Linked DNA regions of Homo sapiens: region 2 is linked to region 1. Evidence: chromatin contacts called from ENCODE Hi-C or POLR2A ChIA-PET data. All regions are on one chromosome and are shown on one strand. Each heading gives the region's core, a stretch centred on a gene start or an enhancer-like site at or near the end of the contact. The rest is flanking DNA. Distances are from core to core; before and after follow the strand shown.

Region 1 (4,110 bases), core at 1,350-3,849:
GTTCAAAAAGATGCAACCTAAGATACAGACATATAAATACATATAAACATTCGCACATAAATATGAATGTGAATATAATATTAATACATGCCTCAAATATATAAACTAGACCACTATCCATATGCACATGTAGTGTACACACCATTTTACACACATACATAAAATTAAACCTCACTTTTTTTTTACCACAGACACAGCCTAGGTAGACATATAAGCACTTTGCAGACCCATATATACATATAAAACATGGTCACATTTTCACATACATGTCCAAGCGCACACTTACATAAAAACACATTCATACACATAGGTGCATATAGACCCAACACACACACACACACACACACACATACACACACACAATATATATATATATAAATCAAACCAGAATAGCTATAAAGATAAGCATCTCTGCTCATAGTTCTTATCTTCTCTTAGTGACAGTGCTCATAGGCATGGATTTAATCTAGAGCTCTAGCCCATCACACACAATGCAAGAAGAGGCAAGAGGTTTGGGCCACCCACTAGGGAACCTGTCTGTCTCCAAGGCCATCCACATATGCACATGTCTTTTGTAAGCACCCTGGAGCCTTGACCTCACCACAGATGACTGGGAATGAAATATGCACTGACCCACCTTCCTAGGTGCTCCAGGTCAAGCTCCTTTACCTTTATTGACTCCCAGGATCTGGGTTATTCCATCACAATTCCCAGATGAACTTTCTTCAACTCTCTTTGAATTATCAACCAAGTAGTTTGCCCCATAAACCAGGGATACCCCACCTCTCCACACCCACTCCTGTCAGCAGAGAGTATGCTCTCTTCTCTTGATACCAATGCTCCTCTTCCAAGCAGCCTTCTCAGATCTTTCCCTTAAGACATTCAGCTGCATATGGAACAACCATATTTTCTTTCCACAAATATCTTTCCTTTCTTGTAAAATGCATTTACTCCAGCTCTCTTTAGTCACAGATTGGTTTAAAGCTTTATTGTATTATTTGTATATCCTTTACTGGTATGTCAAGATATCCACCTAAGATTTTGTTTCTGGTTCTTAGGAGATTGGGCCTACCTGTGGATGCCTTTGTACAGAACTAGAAGAGGACTGAAGGATAATTTAATTCAGCCTTCTCATTTTCCAGGTAAAGAAATGGAGGTCCATAGAGGAGAAGTGATTTTTCCAGAGTCACAAAACTGAGTGTCAAAGAGGGATGCAAGTTCAGGTTCCTGTCTCTTAATTCAATATTCCTGCTACTACATCAGCATTTCTCAAACTGAATTTAATGGAATGCTAATGTCCCAAGAACGAATAAGAGGTTTTCCTTTAAAAGTGGCTTCCATGGTCTAATAATTTGGAAAATATTGCAAATGATGTCTCCCTCTTGAGATTTCAAATGAATATTAATATGTTAAAGGTTCTGAGAAGCCCTGCTGCTTAAGATTTTAATTTTGTCTCATTCACTGTCTCCTAAAATGACCTGATTCAATGCTTTTTCAAGAAACCCTTATTAACATTAGGTGAAACCTCAGTGCTTTGAGGATTACACAGTTTAGGAAACAGCACTCCCTTAAACACAACAAGGAGGAGGGGCTGAGTTGGGTTCCTTCTTTTTAAAAATCATTGAGAAGGAATAAGCTGAGCACACATACACGCGCAAGAGGCTGCCTCCTCTTCTGTGAGGGAAAATGGGGAGCAGGGCTTGATGAAATCCCAAGAGTAAAAATGATCCACCAAAGGCTTAATGAAAGGAGATGGTTTGGGTTCAGAACTAAGTTCTTCCAATGGTGGTAAGGGAGAGAAAATGTATTGTTATTCTTACAAGATGTCTGGAAAAGGGTACTTCAAACCTTTTAGTTAAAAGATGGAAGCATTGGGCTGGGCGCAATGGCTCACACCTGTATTCCCAGCACTTTGGGAGGCCAAGGGGGGCAATCACCTGAGGTCAGGAGTTCAAGACCAGCCTGGCCAACATGGCAAAACCCCGTCTCTACTAAAAACAAAAATTAACCAGGCATGGTGGCGCACACCTGTAGTCCCACCTATTTGGGAGGCTGAGGCAGGAGAATCACTGGAACCCAGGAGGTGGAGGTTACAGTGAGCCGAGATCGCACCATTGCACTCCAGCCTGGTTGACAGAGCGAGACTCTGTCTCAAATAAATAAATAAATAAATAAGTAAATAAATAAATAAAGATGGAAGCATCAGCATTCTCCATAGCAAAAATCAGTAAGCTCCCATCCTAAGAGAGGAGAGCCTCACATATAGCAGGTGTTCAATAAATATTTGTCAAATGAATGAATCAGTGAAGCAAGCTGATTTGCCTCAAGCAATGGAGAGGGCCCAAGTCAAATGAATTGGAAGTCACTGCTAGTCTTCTGCACCTCCAGGGAGGGTTAACGTTCTATGGGAAGAAAGAGTAGGAATATATGACCAGAGAGCCCTAACCTTTGGCTCTCTAATTTTCCACAGGGCCTGAGGGATTTTTCTGGCAAACCCCAGCAATGGACCTGAGTATAGTTGGTGGAGGGAATGAGTCAGGTTGAGCTGTTTGTTTGTTCTCCAGGGCAGGGTCATGCAAGAGTCAATAAACACACTGGAGCCTCTTTGACTGGAGCTTGGAGCAAGAGATCGGCTTGTTTGTTCTAGAGAATTTGAACTTGGGTCAAAATGGCTCTCAAGGCCTCCCTTCCCCGAGGTAGAGGCCTCCAGGCAGCAACTGAGGTTATCCATTGGGCAGCCAGGTGCTCTACCTAACAATGCATTACACATAGGAAGGTCCCTCCACCAAGCTAGTTTTTTATTTTATAACCTGCAGTGGACACACCAATCTGCCACCTACTAGTTATGGGATGTCTTATTATTTAATACAGGCCACAAAATTGGTAATAGCATCAAGATCAGGCAAGGGCATAACCAAGTTGGTTCATAGGGTTACAGAATCCCAGGACTGGAAATAACCATAAGAAGGAATTTCAAATAGGTGCCAACTGCCTCTAAATGGGATCAGCATTCCCACTACCCCTAAGTTGACAGTCTTCTTTTCTTTCCTGAAATGCAGAGGTCATTTGAACTTTCTCAGACTATCCCAGGTCTAGCTCTAGTCAGGCAGCAGTATAAGCTCCCCGTGTGTGTTCTGAGGGGCCTTCCCCTTAAGAAGTTCCTCATCTAAGTAAATTGACAGAACACAAATATCTAAAAAATGACTTCAGAGGCCGGGCACAGTGGCTCACACCTGTAATCCCAGCACTTTCAGCGGCCAAGACAGGCGGATCACCTGAGGTGGGGAATTCTAGACCAGCCTGAACAACATGGAGAAACCTCGTCTCTACTAAAAATACAAAATTAGCCGGGCATGGTGGTGCATGCCTGTAATCCCAGCTACTCAGGAGACTGAGGCAGGAGAATTGCTTGAACCTGGGAGGAGGAGGTTGCGGTGAGCCGAGATTGCACCATTGCACTCCAGCCTGGGCAACAAGAGTGAAACTCTGTCTCAAAAAAAAAAAAAAAAGACTTCAAAATGCTTATTAAGCAATAAAGCAGCAGCAAGTATAAACCAACAATGGGGCTGAAAAGATGCAGAGTCAAGAAATATTCCAAGTAAGAAGGGGTTATTTTGGGAAGGTTTCCTGCAAGAGGGAGTGTGGAATTGGGTTGGAGAGGAAGCAAGGAGCAGAAGGGAGAGAAAAGTAAAGGCAATCCAGCCTGAGGAGGGGGAGTGCTTACAGGAGGTTTCAGAGGCAGAAAACGTGTGGCATGGACAGGAGGCCAGGGAGGAGCTCAGTTTGCCGAAAATAGACAACAGGAAGGGACAGAAAAGAACCGAGGGGAAGGCGGTTAAGGGGAGCCTTGCAAGTGAGGCTAGAGTTTGTGATGCGCAGTAGCACAGTGCAGTTTCAAAAGTGTGAGTCAAGAGACACGGGTTTCAGCCCTGGATCTGCCACCACCTCATGTACCATAAATCTCAGTCTCCTCATCTGTAAAATAAGGACATTGTATGAGAAGATTAATAAGGTCCCTTGCAGTTCCAAAGCTGCAATGCTGAGGTACAAGAGACAATAAGGACTACCACGGCGGGTCCTCAACAAATCCATTTAATATTTTTTCCCTTA
Region 2 (3,874 bases), core at 1,083-3,582, 42 kb before region 1:
TGAAGTCTCCATGCAAAGAAAGAATGAGATATGTTGGTGAGGAGCACAATAACAAAAGTGATAAAAATATGGAATACTAGCTCAGGCCAACAATACTCAGATAATGGAGCGCATTTCATCTAACACTAATTTTCCTCCTCTAGCACAAAGAAGATATGGGATCAAATTAATATCTGAGAAGCATTATAAAAGAACTGAGATAATTTTAGCTGGAAAGGTATAAGGGAGATGTGGATCTTCCTTTCCACAATGAAAAGAAATGAGCTAGAATTGCCATTAGGAAATTAAGATTAGGCATTGGGGCAATCAGCTGTGCGCTTTTACCTGAAAGAGGCCAAAGAGTCAGGAAATCTTGAAACAAGGTCTGAAGGAGACACCCTTCAGCCTGGCATGAGTTAAGTTCAGTCCTGCCTGGAGGCAGAGGGAGGGATGAAATGTCCTGTCATAGAGTCTAGAAGTCTGGATCAGGGCCAATTCATGGAAACAAAGCATCTCATTATGGAGAGAGGTGGAGAACAGCAGGAAAAATCTCCAGCCTATTTGTCTGGGACTTCAGAGCAGTGTAGAAGTTTTCTGGCTTGATCAGTTTTAGACTCTGATGATAATAACAAAAACAAATTTCAGTTAAACCAAAATGAAAGAATTTCCCATGATAATGCCATGAATCTTGGATCTCACTCACTGGGGAGGTTAAAACACCTGAGAACAACCAGCATGAACAACTTAGGCACTGTTGAGAATGAAAACAGAGAGGGATAAAAATTATTGCTAAGTTGGATGCAGCCATAAAAAAGAATGAAATCACGTCCTTTGCAGCAACATGGATGTAGCTGGAGGCCATTATCCTAAGTGAACTAACACAGGAATAGAAAACGAAATACCGCATCTTTTCACTTATAAGTGAGAGCTAAACATTGAGCGCACATGGACATAAAGATGGCAACAACAGACACTGGGGACTACTGGAGAGGGGAAGGAGGGAGAGGGGCAAGGAATGAAAAACTATCTACTGGGTACTATGCTCATTACCTGGGTGACGGGATCATCCATACCCCAAGCCTCAGCATCATGCAATTTAAAAAAAATTATTGCTAAGTTGGAAATTTAGGATTCGACTCTGAGGCCTTGGAGCTTGTCAGGGAGGGTTGGTTAAGTGAGGGTCCTCCCAGCCTAGTGGCTATGCGAGAACTTGCTTCTGGGAACCCATGGTGAAGGCTGGGTGTGTCTGAGCGTGTGCTGAATTCCTGGCTTCAATGACAGACTACCAGGCGGCTGAAGAGTCTGTCATTGCTGATGTCATCATATTTACAAGATTCATAGGTCCCCTCTCCAGAATGAGGGCCTCTCTGCCCCTGCTGCCATCTCCCACCACTGTGTGCACTGTATGAAGAAGCAGAGCATCGTGGGAGGCAGGGTGAGGGACTCCTGGGCGTGTCTGCCCACTCCCACCCAAGGAATGAGGAAATGATTGCTTGGATAATTCACACTGCACTTCCACTGTCCTGGTCATGGCTTCCATGTTGCAGGCTACATTCAGCTAGATTTAACAGTAGAATGTTCTCATAAGTGTGCTGTGGTGTAGTGGTTACCATGGTTACCTAACAGTGGAATCCCCTCACTTTAGAAAATCTTCAAAGAGAGATTTTGTATTTATCTGGGATGGAGGCAGAAGTATGGATAAGAGGATATCTTAAATTTTCCTTTCTTTTTCTTTTTTTTCTTTTTTTTTGAGCGTGTGTGTGTGCGTGTGTTTTGTTTTGTTTTGTTGAGACAGGGTCTCGCTCTGTCACCCAGGCTGGAGTGCAGAGGCATGAACAGGGCTCACTGCAGCTTCAACGTCCTGGGCTCAAGCAATCCTCTCACCTCAGTCTCCTGAATAGCTGGGACTACAGGCACGTGCTCCCACATCTGGCTTTTTGTTTTTAGTAGATACGGGGTCCTACTATACTGCTCTGGCTGGTCTTGAACTCCTGGGCTAAAGTGATCCTCCCGCTTTGGCCTCCCAAAGTGCTGGGATTACATGCATGAGCCATTGTACCCAGCCTCAGATTTCTATTGAAATACTCTACAATACTTTTCTGTCCTGTGCCTGTTAAAATCTATTTAAATTATCTTCCTGCCAACATCCTAGGGGTTCAAAAGAGTGTGGGTGCTTCGTCCGACTCCTTCAAGTAATTGTTTCTAGGCTCTGCCTCTAGAGATGCCATTAGAAAACTGATAGGCATGGGGAACCAGCTTCTCCCCAGAGAGTGAAACTCCCAAGCAACCAGTCCCACATTCCTCTCTGACTCATGCTCCCAACCCCCCACTGTGCCCTAAAGGTCAGTGGGCTGGGAAACAGGCCACATCTAGGACAACTGCTGCTGGAATAAGATGTCTATCCTGATAGCCAGGACTTACCTCCTCCCATCCTCAGCCCTGGGTAACTCCCTGGCCCGTGCCCCAAGTATTGTGATAAGATGCTACCAGTGATAAGAAGAGGATAGTCAACAAGGAATCTACCCTAGGGCTGACAGCCTCACTGGGGAGGTCATATCACAGGCTCCATGGATCATCTCTGATTCCTCCACTTGCCATAGCAGAGCATCCCCCTGGCCCCTGAGGAGGAGACACTTCTCATTATCTGAGTCAGTGGATGAGAGCAGAGGCCACATGATTTTGTCATTTGCTGAGTGTCTGCCATGTGCCAAGTCCTATGCTAAGTGCTAAGTATTCAATGGTGCACAAGCCTTGTATGTAGCTTACTGTCTAGTAGTAGAGGCCACCATTAAACAGTTTCACAAATGTAATTAGTGTTACAAAGAGAAAAGAGAAGTGAAATAAATCCTCATTGCTTTATCTTTGGATACCTACACTCATACACATACATACAAACACACCCTTTGAGTCTATCCCTGATGCTTGCTCTGACTCAGTGTTTCTGTCAAACCCAAGGCAGTGGAAGTATGGAGTCTGCAAAAATCCACAAAGTGGATAGTGCACAAATCAGGAATAAGGAGTTGACCCTATGCCAGTATGAAAATTCACCCCTGGCTATAAGTCTAGATATAAAAGTCATATCAAAATTGGTCACAAAATTCTATTTACACATCTAGGTTGAATAAATTTTATCTTCACTTCCTCAAAGCCACCCATCTCTGAAGCAAACGAGGCAAAAAAAAATTTTTTTAGAAACCAGAGGTGCACGCAACCATAGGGAAGAGAGGCCTTAAAAGATGGGTTTGAGTCACCCTTGCTTCCTCTCTCTATGTCCCGTTCTGATATCACTGAGTCTGGCCTGCAGACAGAGCTTTGGAGAGTCTTCTCATTCATTTCACTGCCTTCAAAATCTGCAGACAAATGCTAATTGACCCTATTCTTCTAGATCCTCAGATAGAGGGACTGCCCAGTTTCCTTCAGTAAACCATGCTGTTGGAAAGTTCTTCTTTGCTAATTCTATTTATTATTTCTCTACAAAATTAATTCCTTTCTTGATATTTTGTCTTTTAAATCTAAATATGCCAAGGGGAAGAGGTAGACACATTATAATATTTCCCCCTCATAATCTGAAAAGTATAAAAGCATAAACAATTTGAAAAGTGACCACCTCTTCTTTCTGCTTCAGAGAAAATTCCAGCAGAGGTTCAAGGTGAAAATATCACAAAAATTTGGGAAGCTAGGGCTGGGACTCTTCTCCTCTGCCATCAGTTAGCATAACCCAGGTTTGGAAGACCTCTGTGCAACAGGCTGGGAAAAATCCAGGGGCAGTTTCTAGGTGGTATTTCCTTCCTTCAAGTAAGGTGACTCCAGAAAGTTAAAGGTCAAGGGATAGATGCCAGGTGTAAAAGTTTCTTTGCTTTACTGTGAAACCTTTTCATACAGAAAAAATGGGTAG

What was found. A loop is a pair of places that touch in the nucleus more often than their neighbours do. ChIA-PET counts read pairs that join two places held with the same protein, here RNA polymerase II (POLR2A). Pooled maps may share reads with other maps.
Region 2: a map of PC-9 shows a loop between it and region 1 (5-fold over the local background). The contact joins two enhancer-like sites. A Hi-C loop is called at or near these places in 2 of 168 maps with a recorded cell type or tissue (PC-9 and endothelial cell of hepatic sinusoid) and 1 of 50 pooled maps. POLR2A ChIA-PET finds 5 or more read pairs at or near these places in 2 of 52 experiments (OCI-LY7 and activated T-cell).

The regions. Positions count from the first base shown.
Region 1 is chr12:53,823,945-53,828,054 of GRCh38, reverse strand. All of the region lies in intron 1 of LOC105378250 (a long non-coding RNA gene), which reads right to left. Among named protein-coding and RNA genes, the nearest start is that of CISTR, 74 kb to the right of the region's middle. Within about 2 kb of position 2,599, at least 3 of the 41 ENCODE cell types and tissues checked have a DNase peak (open chromatin) inside an H3K27ac peak, as active enhancers do; they include PC-9, where a contact is called at or near this core.
Region 2 is chr12:53,866,274-53,870,147 of GRCh38, reverse strand. The region is part of intron 4 of LOC105378250 (a long non-coding RNA gene); the gene reads right to left. Among named protein-coding and RNA genes, the nearest start is that of HOXC13, 71 kb to the left of the region's middle. RefSeq lists enhancers at 742-1,941, 2,160-2,329. Within about 2 kb of position 2,332, at least 4 of the 41 ENCODE cell types and tissues checked have a DNase peak (open chromatin) inside an H3K27ac peak, as active enhancers do; they include PC-9, where a contact is called at or near this core.